2 separate regions of the Homo sapiens genome follow, and region 1 is linked to region 2. A link is a loop called in an ENCODE intact Hi-C map of the cell type or tissue named here. Cell type or tissue: PC-9. All regions are shown on one strand. Links, peaks and the distances in the headings refer to the core of each region. The heading gives the core; the rest is flanking DNA.

What was found. A loop is a pair of places that touch in the nucleus more often than their neighbours do. Peaks named below come from ENCODE experiments on the same cell type or tissue, not always from the same donor. Only the 100,000 strongest peaks of a DNase experiment are listed, where the experiment ranks them.
Region 1: it touches region 2 in a loop (9-fold over the local background); 1 of 110 quality-filtered maps calls a loop at or near these places.

What each region holds. Positions count from the first base shown.
Region 1 is chr12:53,801,131-53,807,453 of GRCh38, reverse strand. The region is part of intron 1 of LOC105378250 (a long non-coding RNA gene); the gene reads right to left. Among named protein-coding and RNA genes, the nearest start is that of CISTR, 52 kb to the right of the region's middle. In PC-9, for the core only: CTCF peaks have their summits at 2,578, 3,333 and 3,532; DNase peaks (open chromatin) are centred at 2,213 and 2,923; H3K4me3 peaks cover 508 bases; H3K27ac peaks cover 4,351 bases.
Region 2 is chr12:53,864,157-53,870,479 of GRCh38, reverse strand. The region is part of intron 4 of LOC105378250 (a long non-coding RNA gene); the gene reads right to left. Among named protein-coding and RNA genes, the nearest start is that of HOXC13, 72 kb to the left of the region's middle. RefSeq lists enhancers at 1,074-2,273, 2,492-2,661. In PC-9, for the core only: no CTCF peak of the experiment used is centred there; DNase peaks (open chromatin) are centred at 779, 1,799 and 2,649; H3K27ac peaks cover 3,362 bases.

The DNA of each region.
Region 1 (6,323 bases), core at 626-5,625, 63 kb after region 2:
CAAGAAGTGACGACAGAAGCTGCATGGAGTGAGTCTGCAGGTGCCAATGGAGAAGGTCTTGAAATTCTGTCGGAGGAGCTGAGATTTAAAAGAAGAAGAAATAGAGGCTCTGTGGTCAGAATGGTGCTTTAAGAAGCCAAGTCAAATCATAGTGGAAAGATGTCATGGGCTAGGAGGAAGGGGGTATGGGGAGCTCATGTTTAATGGGTATGGAGTTTCTGTTTGGGAAGATGAGAAAACTCTGGAGATGGATGGTGTTGATGGTTGCATAACAGTGTGAATGTATTTAATGTCACCAAACTGCATACCTAAAAATAGTTAAAATGGCACATCTTATGTATATTTTACTACAATTTAAAATCGCAGTGAAGGCATAAGCATTGCTATCTAAATGTGACTAAAATCCAAGCCCACCCTAGGCTGAGAACATGCTGAAAGACGGGCCTCCTGAAATGAAAACAAACTCTGACTCAATCCCTCCCCTCCCCCTTCACTCTTCTATCATAAGATAGGTTGCTTATGTTCTTAAGGATTTGAAAGAAAAACAACTCCATTACAAATGGGTTTCTGTTGTGCCTTTGAGCTCGACCTGTTCATCTTGAGTCATTACGAGCCGCTCTGCCGGTGCCATACATGCGTCTGCTCACTCTGCAGCCTGCAGATGAAACTGAAATGATGGGGGAAGGTAGGCTCTTAAAATGCCCAGGCTCAGAGTCCTTGGAAACATGCTGCTGTTTTCTGGCTCCACAAGGACATTAGGGAGAAGAGGGATGAGCTGAACTGGTAGAAAACGACAACAAACTGTGAAAACAACCTATCAGCCATCAAAGTTGGAAACATTCCCAAGAAGAAAAGAGTGGCTACCCTAGAGGCCAAGGCAGAAAGGCAGCAGCTCTGCCTAAGGAGGCAGGCATGGGAGACACAGAAAAAGAAGGAAAAAAGAAAGAGCAGGAAAAAAAGAGAAAGTGTATCCTTTCTCTTTAAAGAGAAGGAGCTAAAAACAATAGGATACCAGCACAATATATAAAAGTTTCTACCAGGCCCAGGCTGTGAAGACATGGGATTGCTATAGTAAAGGAGGGAACCTCAAGCTAGACAACTAGAAGAAATCCCTGACAGTATTAAGGGGAGCTGAGAAGGGAGATCAGGAAACCTAAAACATTTGCTTGGGTCAGTCTGGAGGCAGGTAGAAGAGAAAGGAAACCCTGGAAAGTCAGGCCGTTTTCCTGAAACCCGTTATGTGGATCCACTGAATGGAGAAGCAACAGACTGATACCCCATTGCCACCCATCCATCAAAGTTAGCCCAGAACGGGACTCCAGAGAGCTGGGAAGAGACTGGCCCTTCCTATCCTGGCATCCAGGAGAGTTCTCTGCCCCTAAGCAGCTTCTGTTCCTGCTCTCTGCCTCCTCCCTCAGAAGGTAATGGAGTGAATCGAGTCAGCTGCTCTTAAGTCATTAATAGGAGCAGAGCTTGATGATATGTTCTGACTCAGGCAACCTAGTCAGACTCTTCATCCCTCTTGGAAATCCATCATCTAGGATCAAGCATCACTATCGCTCTCCCATGTAATCCTCAGGCTCCTCCTGGACCATCATGCCAAATCCCTTGACTCCAATAATAATGCAAAGGAGCCGCATTGTGATGGGGGGATTTGTCCTCTGACTTATGTTTTCACACCTAAGTGCTTAAGGCCTCCTTTCTGAAGTTCTCCCTCAATCTCGATTACTGCAATAAGAGGCATTTTTTTCTTCAAGAAAATTGTTTAAAAGGGACATGGATCTCAGCTATAAAGATCAAAGAATTGTTTCCTATAAATAATAAGTAAATAGAAAAGAGAATAAGTTTGAGGCAATTCAGAGTTATTTAAAATTATCTTTTGAGCTGTTCTACTTGTAGGAGAAAAAAGTTCTCCATTCCCAACAAGAAGTTTAGAGAGAATCCTATCTAAGATTCACAAAGTTTTCAGAGGACTTTGACACCTATCATTTCAACCCGCCTTCACAAACATCGCAGGATATGAGGAAAGTGGACATTATGATACTCATTTTAAAAATAAAAAGTATAGGGGAGTAAATTAGAGCCCAGGGAATGATCTTAACTTCAGGAGTAACTAAGTCTAGGCATCAAGAAAAACTTGCCCTCTGTAGGAATTGTGAAACATTGGAATTCACTACTCAGGGAATGTGAGTCAATCCAACTCGTCATAGCTGAAAGAGGGCTTTGGAAAAACAAGGCCAAGGGGCTTCACTTGTCATATCATATCAAAATTGCTGTAGTACTTGTGTGTCTTCCCTGCTAGACCCTAAGCTTCCGCAGACAGCTCAGAGTCTGTGGCGGTTCACTGTTACAGCCTCAGAGCTAACCAGAGGGCCTGGCGTTAAACAAGTACTCAATAAATACGTGATGAAGGAAGGGGGAAGGGAGAAAGGAAAAAAGGAAGGTAGGAAAGGCTGAAGGGGGCGTGAGCAGAGGCTGAGAAGAAACTAGGGGAAGGAGAAGAGAGCTAAGGGGACCCAGGAATGGCACAGAAGCTACAGTAAACACGAGAGAAAAAAAAGGCAGGCCTTGGGGGGACACAGGAGCAAGAGAATTAGGGATTGCCAGGACACCAGTGAAAACAGAATGGAAGGAGGTCACAGAGAAAAATAGAAGGGTGTAGGGGAATGTCTGGGCAAGAAACATTCCCTTATGGCCCCAGCAGTTGGTGCCTCCTATTGGTGGCAGTTCCTTCTCCAGGATCCTGTAAACCAGAGGCTATGTCAGGAGCTAAGGACATGATGGCCAAGAAGAACTATGCACAGGACAAACAAGCAGGAGACAGGTATTTACTCAGCAAACATCTTGGAGCCTATTCTCCAAGGATGGAGGAGCCAGCTTTGGCAGCTGCTTTACTCTGAAGTCACTAGACAAGTCGGGCAGGTGGAAGGAATTCGGGGAGCACATAGGAGCTACTGTGCCTAAGACATGATCTCACTATGCTGGGCATCTGGGTACCCACCTCAACTGAGAGCCAATTACAAAATGGGTATGACTGGGGCAAAAGTCAGGGTACTCTTGGACAGGAAGCAAGTTTGAATCCTGGATGTGCTATGTATTTTTTTGGTGAGTCACTCAAACTTTCTGGCCCTCACGGGGAAAGTGGATAGAATTGGACAGCTAGGATTTTTACAATATCCAAGTCTTACAGGTTTGACACCTGCACATTTGGCAACATCTTTTTCACTGGCCTTTCCTACCCACCCACCATCATCAACCTCTTCTTCCTGATTCAGTCCCCAGTGCCCAATAGCAGGCACACTGTGTTGAGGCTCCTTGAAGAGCTGGAGAGATTTAGCATGTAGGAAATAGGTTCCTAGTGTTCCAGGGGGAATTTCAAGGAAGGTTACTGGACCATAGAGACCCAAACTTAGTCTCTGGTTTCAGAGAGGCCCATCCGTCTATACTCCAATTAGGATGGCACTGTTGTGAAGGCGCTTCCTGAAGTTCCAACCCACCCCACTGATAAGAAGTGTCTGGTTCCTGCTGCTGCTCTGTATCCACAAACTTCTTGCATGTACCTAGAGATACCAGAGGAGGTCGCTCAATTAATCTTGGAAGCTAGAGACACTGCCCTGCTAAAGACCCATACCCTCACTAACCTTCTCATCCCACCTCAGATCTTGATTCTTTTTTTTTTTTTTTTTTTGAGATGGAGTTTCACTCTTGTTCCCAGGCTGTAGTGCAATGGCACAATCTCGCTGTAACCTCCACCTCCCGGGTTCAAGCAATTCTCCTACCTCAGCCTCCCAAGTAGCTGGGATTACAGGCGCCTGCCACCATGCCCAGCTAATTTTTGTTTTTTTAGTAGAGACGGGGTTTCATCATGTTGGCCAGGCTGGTCTCAAACACCTGACCTCAGGTGATCCACCTGCCTCAGCCTCCCAAACTGCTGGGATTAGAGGAGATGAAAAGGTAGCATTTCTCACTTACAGCGTCTTCTGACATGCTGCAGAAATCAGGAAAATAGAAATAAATATTTCAGCTATCACCATGGAAACTGGCAGTTTCTATGTCTTCCCCTCATGCACACTCCCCATCAACTCTTTCCCTCCCACCTCTACGTCATATAAGCTCATAAGATTTCTCTTTGTGGTCAATCCACCAATTCATTTGGAACAAAGAACAGAAAAATAGCTAGTTTGGAGAAAATAGGCTGACCCCTGGCTTTCTAACCACTCCCCTAGGGCTGAGGTTCCCTCCCAGATCATCACGTCCTCTTCTCTCACACACAGCCCCACTCTCATCTCACCATCCCTCTGGTGCCTTCTCCCTATGCTCACATAGATCCCCCCAGATAGAACTCCTGTCCTATTCGTCCCCAAATGTGGGTCCTTTAGCTTCAAAAGCCTTCAGTTCAGACCCCCCTCAGCCTCAGACTGCCATGCTCTGAATCCAGCTGCCTTCATCCCCATCTAGACCCATTCTTCATGCCACCTGCATGCAGACGTACCATGTTCACAGTCCCAGAGCCTCTCATTCCCACCCAGGTACTCTCCATTCTTAATATTCTACAATTCAGGGTCCTCCTATCGTTCTGCATATTCTCAAGCACTTCCTTATTAAAAGGAGTCTTTAAAAATATTGATATTTCCCATCATTCGTTCCCCATTCTCACCCATCCCCCCACCAAGTCTTAATTCAGTCTCCATATTGAATGTTTGAACACCTGTGCGCCCTTGAGAGAAGAGAGGGAGAAGGGAAATCTCTCTCAGTGCTCTCTTCCCCTTTCCCTCGTCCTGCCCCAGTGCCCAGTGTGGGCTGTGAGACTTAATTAGCCTTCCCAGATTACTCTAAGATTCTTGAGGGAGGCTCCAAAGACTATTCTGTGCTGGGAGAAATTTTATCGGCGTCTTTTACGGCTTTGTTTGTTCTTCAATTTCTCCAGCTCGGACTCTTTATCCGAGTCTCTTCAGTCATAAAACAACCTCAAAAGGACAAGCTGAAACCCAACTACCTAGAACCACCTTGATGCCTGCCCCTCGCCCCACCCCATGATTGAAAAGGGGCCCCTGGATCCCTATGGTTGCCCCTGCAATCTCCCCTACCCACCCACCAAGCACCCATCCCAAAACATGGTATTCCACTGCCCAACCTCTCCTATCTGGGAAAATGGAAACAGAGGATGACTCAGGGGGTCAGGGAGGATCAAGGCTTGTTTAGAGCTTTGAGATCTCTGGATGAAAAGTAAAAAGGGTGGGGAGTTGTGAAAAAGTCAGGTGAAGCGTCTGGGGCTCAAGAGTAAATCACTGTCCACCCCACCCACCCACTTCCCAGACTGAGGTTCTTAGTCTTTCATAGGTGTGTAAAACAGATTTGCATTGAAGCATGAGCACTTTAAGCTAGCCTGTGCAGAACTGCCCAAGCCTTTGCTGCTTCTGTAGGGAGCTGAAAATTGAGAAGACAAACATGTGCCTAAGATAGCCTCCATCTGTTTCAGCCAGATGACCTAAAATGTGTTCATGTAAGTCCAGCCTATTACTGTTCTGGTCAAGATCTGGACTTCCATAGAGAAAGGAAGACTTACAGAGGACTAAGAATAAGATCTGTTATGTTTCTAGAGGGTTATTTAACCTTGTCTCTCAAGAACAAGACACTAAAGAGCTGGTAACAACATCAGAAGATGTTAAAGTGGCCCTATTGTATACTATCTCCTTCCCAAAGTTACCTTCAACTTTCCAGTTTTCCCTCTCGACACTGTTTTCCCTCAATTATCTCATCCATTTCATGGCTTCAATTTTTACTTCTGTGTGGGTGAGTTCTGAATCTGTTCTTCCAGAGCTGGTCACATTCCCTATAGTCTCCCACTTCTAGTGTATGATGAATGGGGGCTCCACCAGCACCTTAAACCGACTTAATTTAAAATGTAATTTACACTCCCTTCAAAACCAGGCTCTTCTTCTAGCATCCTCTTTTTCTGTTAGTGGTACCACTATTCTACTAATAATCAAAGCTGAGAACCTCTACCCTCATCTTTGACTCCTCTTTATTTTCCCTTTTCTCCCGTCTTACCCACCCTCCCCACCGCTACGCCACCAAAGTCCATTAGTAACCAAGTTTTGTTCATCACATTTTCACAATGTTGGTACTTCCATCCATGCATTTCTATTTGCATGCCATGGTCCTAGTTTAGTCTTTTAGCATTTATCATCTAAGCTTCTACATAAGCATCCTAAAAGTTCTCCCTGCCTCTCATCTCTTTTCTAAGTTATCTGCCCACTGACTCAAGAAAGATCTCATTTAAGCAGTTTTTACACATCTTTTCATCCCCTCTTCTAGAGCCT
Region 2 (6,323 bases), core at 502-5,501:
CACAGGGTTATAGACCCACACTAGAACTCCCAAGTTCTTGACTTGCTATATACATCCCACTACGCTGTGCTACTGGTTCCCTGCAAGCTCTCAGAACTCTTCTTATCCATGCTTCATACTCGGAGAGAGTGAGGCAAGGGCAGATCTTAAGGCCAGCTGAATGAAGTTCTTTACATTGCCACTAGTAGGATTCAGAAGAATCAGGAATACACAGAAAATGCAGAGTTAGGAAACGTCGTCTAGAGAGGGAGAATGGAACAGGATTTGGAAGTAATGGAAGGTCAAGACTGATGAGAGAGGGAAAGGCATTCCAGGTAGATAAAACTGATATTTGAAGTCTCCATGCAAAGAAAGAATGAGATATGTTGGTGAGGAGCACAATAACAAAAGTGATAAAAATATGGAATACTAGCTCAGGCCAACAATACTCAGATAATGGAGCGCATTTCATCTAACACTAATTTTCCTCCTCTAGCACAAAGAAGATATGGGATCAAATTAATATCTGAGAAGCATTATAAAAGAACTGAGATAATTTTAGCTGGAAAGGTATAAGGGAGATGTGGATCTTCCTTTCCACAATGAAAAGAAATGAGCTAGAATTGCCATTAGGAAATTAAGATTAGGCATTGGGGCAATCAGCTGTGCGCTTTTACCTGAAAGAGGCCAAAGAGTCAGGAAATCTTGAAACAAGGTCTGAAGGAGACACCCTTCAGCCTGGCATGAGTTAAGTTCAGTCCTGCCTGGAGGCAGAGGGAGGGATGAAATGTCCTGTCATAGAGTCTAGAAGTCTGGATCAGGGCCAATTCATGGAAACAAAGCATCTCATTATGGAGAGAGGTGGAGAACAGCAGGAAAAATCTCCAGCCTATTTGTCTGGGACTTCAGAGCAGTGTAGAAGTTTTCTGGCTTGATCAGTTTTAGACTCTGATGATAATAACAAAAACAAATTTCAGTTAAACCAAAATGAAAGAATTTCCCATGATAATGCCATGAATCTTGGATCTCACTCACTGGGGAGGTTAAAACACCTGAGAACAACCAGCATGAACAACTTAGGCACTGTTGAGAATGAAAACAGAGAGGGATAAAAATTATTGCTAAGTTGGATGCAGCCATAAAAAAGAATGAAATCACGTCCTTTGCAGCAACATGGATGTAGCTGGAGGCCATTATCCTAAGTGAACTAACACAGGAATAGAAAACGAAATACCGCATCTTTTCACTTATAAGTGAGAGCTAAACATTGAGCGCACATGGACATAAAGATGGCAACAACAGACACTGGGGACTACTGGAGAGGGGAAGGAGGGAGAGGGGCAAGGAATGAAAAACTATCTACTGGGTACTATGCTCATTACCTGGGTGACGGGATCATCCATACCCCAAGCCTCAGCATCATGCAATTTAAAAAAAATTATTGCTAAGTTGGAAATTTAGGATTCGACTCTGAGGCCTTGGAGCTTGTCAGGGAGGGTTGGTTAAGTGAGGGTCCTCCCAGCCTAGTGGCTATGCGAGAACTTGCTTCTGGGAACCCATGGTGAAGGCTGGGTGTGTCTGAGCGTGTGCTGAATTCCTGGCTTCAATGACAGACTACCAGGCGGCTGAAGAGTCTGTCATTGCTGATGTCATCATATTTACAAGATTCATAGGTCCCCTCTCCAGAATGAGGGCCTCTCTGCCCCTGCTGCCATCTCCCACCACTGTGTGCACTGTATGAAGAAGCAGAGCATCGTGGGAGGCAGGGTGAGGGACTCCTGGGCGTGTCTGCCCACTCCCACCCAAGGAATGAGGAAATGATTGCTTGGATAATTCACACTGCACTTCCACTGTCCTGGTCATGGCTTCCATGTTGCAGGCTACATTCAGCTAGATTTAACAGTAGAATGTTCTCATAAGTGTGCTGTGGTGTAGTGGTTACCATGGTTACCTAACAGTGGAATCCCCTCACTTTAGAAAATCTTCAAAGAGAGATTTTGTATTTATCTGGGATGGAGGCAGAAGTATGGATAAGAGGATATCTTAAATTTTCCTTTCTTTTTCTTTTTTTTCTTTTTTTTTGAGCGTGTGTGTGTGCGTGTGTTTTGTTTTGTTTTGTTGAGACAGGGTCTCGCTCTGTCACCCAGGCTGGAGTGCAGAGGCATGAACAGGGCTCACTGCAGCTTCAACGTCCTGGGCTCAAGCAATCCTCTCACCTCAGTCTCCTGAATAGCTGGGACTACAGGCACGTGCTCCCACATCTGGCTTTTTGTTTTTAGTAGATACGGGGTCCTACTATACTGCTCTGGCTGGTCTTGAACTCCTGGGCTAAAGTGATCCTCCCGCTTTGGCCTCCCAAAGTGCTGGGATTACATGCATGAGCCATTGTACCCAGCCTCAGATTTCTATTGAAATACTCTACAATACTTTTCTGTCCTGTGCCTGTTAAAATCTATTTAAATTATCTTCCTGCCAACATCCTAGGGGTTCAAAAGAGTGTGGGTGCTTCGTCCGACTCCTTCAAGTAATTGTTTCTAGGCTCTGCCTCTAGAGATGCCATTAGAAAACTGATAGGCATGGGGAACCAGCTTCTCCCCAGAGAGTGAAACTCCCAAGCAACCAGTCCCACATTCCTCTCTGACTCATGCTCCCAACCCCCCACTGTGCCCTAAAGGTCAGTGGGCTGGGAAACAGGCCACATCTAGGACAACTGCTGCTGGAATAAGATGTCTATCCTGATAGCCAGGACTTACCTCCTCCCATCCTCAGCCCTGGGTAACTCCCTGGCCCGTGCCCCAAGTATTGTGATAAGATGCTACCAGTGATAAGAAGAGGATAGTCAACAAGGAATCTACCCTAGGGCTGACAGCCTCACTGGGGAGGTCATATCACAGGCTCCATGGATCATCTCTGATTCCTCCACTTGCCATAGCAGAGCATCCCCCTGGCCCCTGAGGAGGAGACACTTCTCATTATCTGAGTCAGTGGATGAGAGCAGAGGCCACATGATTTTGTCATTTGCTGAGTGTCTGCCATGTGCCAAGTCCTATGCTAAGTGCTAAGTATTCAATGGTGCACAAGCCTTGTATGTAGCTTACTGTCTAGTAGTAGAGGCCACCATTAAACAGTTTCACAAATGTAATTAGTGTTACAAAGAGAAAAGAGAAGTGAAATAAATCCTCATTGCTTTATCTTTGGATACCTACACTCATACACATACATACAAACACACCCTTTGAGTCTATCCCTGATGCTTGCTCTGACTCAGTGTTTCTGTCAAACCCAAGGCAGTGGAAGTATGGAGTCTGCAAAAATCCACAAAGTGGATAGTGCACAAATCAGGAATAAGGAGTTGACCCTATGCCAGTATGAAAATTCACCCCTGGCTATAAGTCTAGATATAAAAGTCATATCAAAATTGGTCACAAAATTCTATTTACACATCTAGGTTGAATAAATTTTATCTTCACTTCCTCAAAGCCACCCATCTCTGAAGCAAACGAGGCAAAAAAAAATTTTTTTAGAAACCAGAGGTGCACGCAACCATAGGGAAGAGAGGCCTTAAAAGATGGGTTTGAGTCACCCTTGCTTCCTCTCTCTATGTCCCGTTCTGATATCACTGAGTCTGGCCTGCAGACAGAGCTTTGGAGAGTCTTCTCATTCATTTCACTGCCTTCAAAATCTGCAGACAAATGCTAATTGACCCTATTCTTCTAGATCCTCAGATAGAGGGACTGCCCAGTTTCCTTCAGTAAACCATGCTGTTGGAAAGTTCTTCTTTGCTAATTCTATTTATTATTTCTCTACAAAATTAATTCCTTTCTTGATATTTTGTCTTTTAAATCTAAATATGCCAAGGGGAAGAGGTAGACACATTATAATATTTCCCCCTCATAATCTGAAAAGTATAAAAGCATAAACAATTTGAAAAGTGACCACCTCTTCTTTCTGCTTCAGAGAAAATTCCAGCAGAGGTTCAAGGTGAAAATATCACAAAAATTTGGGAAGCTAGGGCTGGGACTCTTCTCCTCTGCCATCAGTTAGCATAACCCAGGTTTGGAAGACCTCTGTGCAACAGGCTGGGAAAAATCCAGGGGCAGTTTCTAGGTGGTATTTCCTTCCTTCAAGTAAGGTGACTCCAGAAAGTTAAAGGTCAAGGGATAGATGCCAGGTGTAAAAGTTTCTTTGCTTTACTGTGAAACCTTTTCATACAGAAAAAATGGGTAGGCTGAATGAGGCAAGGAGCATGTGGCTGGTTAAGTTAAATTCTGCAGGCCATCATATGATTCCAGAATAGAACGAGGCAAAACAAAGTGTGGAGTCCATTTGGACAGATAATTACAACTGAAATTTAAACAATATTATAGAAAAATCTAGACATTAGGTTTACATTATACTTGGTCTTTATGCTTTACTTCATGTGAGAGGAGCACCTTAGTCATATAAAGTCAGAGTCCCAGAAACCTTAGTCTCTTGTTCTCAAAAGCTAAGGGGAAGAATAAACATTTTAGCCCTCCTGAAATTATTCTATTTATGGCCCTGCCTTCAGCTAGGAAGACACATCCTAGGTTGGTCATTTAGGTCCTCTAGCAATTTCATCCTAATTTCTCACTAAACCCATTTCTTTGGAATTTTCCAACTTAGAGCTATGCTTCAGCCAAGATAACACTTTCACTAACCCCCATAGCCTGACTCTTCTCACATTTAAGCCTCAGACTGAACAATGAATGTCTCTCATCACCTAGAGTGTTGTCTTCACAGACTGCTTCCCACAATCTCCCATCAAAACCCAGCTCAAATCCTTTTCTTGCAGAGTCTTCCCTTATAACTGCAACTAATTGAGATTACTTCTTTACTCCAGTTTAACTTAGCCATTTAGTTTCAACAACATGTAATTACATAAGCCTGCAGGTGAGTTCACATGTATGTGTTTCTATGGGACAGTGGGAGATTAGACTATCTAGTTTCCCCACTCCTCTCCTTGGGGTTCTTCAGTAAACGCTAAAATTATTTTTGAGATGGACTAACTGCTCATCACAGAATGAGACACAAAAACTATTCTGTATCAAGTTCTGAGAGATGGGCCAAAGATGAATAGCAATTTCAAGAATGGAGAGAATGGCTTACAGAGAAGAGATATCCTAATTCTGTACTCCATCAGAATTCACACTTATGACATTGTTTGGGAGCATTTGATTAAGTGTTTCTAGTATCAGACCAATATCTAAACTCCCATTCAGAAGGAGCATCGAGTATAAGCTTTATACAGGGGAGAAGCATGGTAACCTATAGCAGCGCCTAGCACATAACGCAGGCTCAGCCAGCATTTGTGGAAGGAAGGAAAGGTTGAAAGGGGGGCCTGAGAGGGCAAGGAAGGGATTGAGAGGGTCAGTAGGTTCTAAATCTCTCTTTATTGTCACTTGCTAAAGTTGGTTGACTTTCCAAGCAAGAGAAAGCCAGTCAATGATTTCTCTGACTAGAGGAACTGGAAGCTATGGGGATGAATATGAACTCTGGTTAACAGGAAAAGGAATATCAGTATGGGGAAGTTTCCCATACAATGGAAAACAAGATACAGATAAACAGAGAATTAATGCTGGAGTACCATCTTCGCTATCAATGCTGGGAGAATGAGGGGTAAGGACATTTATGGAAGCTAGTTAAAGTAGACTTTCCAGAGGAGGAAGAGGAGATAATAGACCAGAGCTTGGCAAGAACGAAGCTACAGGATTGAGCACACAAGAATAGGACAGAACAGAACAGCCGTGCAGACCATCAGAAATGACACAGGGTAACTATGGAAGGTTTATCTTAGCATGAAAAGGCTTTGTTGAAAGTCAGGAGAACTGAAATGGTGGGAGAGTGAGTAGTTGATGGGAGTACTGAGGAATGAAGATGAGCTTGATAAAGCTATACAACTCTGCTGCCATGGACATAAAAATGGGAGAACAAGGAAGAGTGTAAACTCTCTTTACAGGTGGGAGGGGGTTAAGAACTGAAAAACTCCCTACTGGGTATTATGCTCACTTCCTGGGTGAAGGGTTCAATTGTACTCCAAACCACAGCATCACATAATATACCTTTGTAACAAACCTGCATGTGTAGCCCTGAAATCTAAAATAAAAGTTGAAAACAAGAAAAAAAAACCTGGCTCTATTATCCAAATTAATTTATATTTCTTGAGCATCTCCTATGCAAGGCATTATGTTAAGCCCAGGAATATAAAGGGATATACAGTTAAAACATAAACAATCTTGGGGGAGTTAGTTTCAAATTGATACAAGATGGCAGAGAATAAGGAGGAAAAAAAGAAGAGAAAAAAATATATACAATTTCCACCTTCT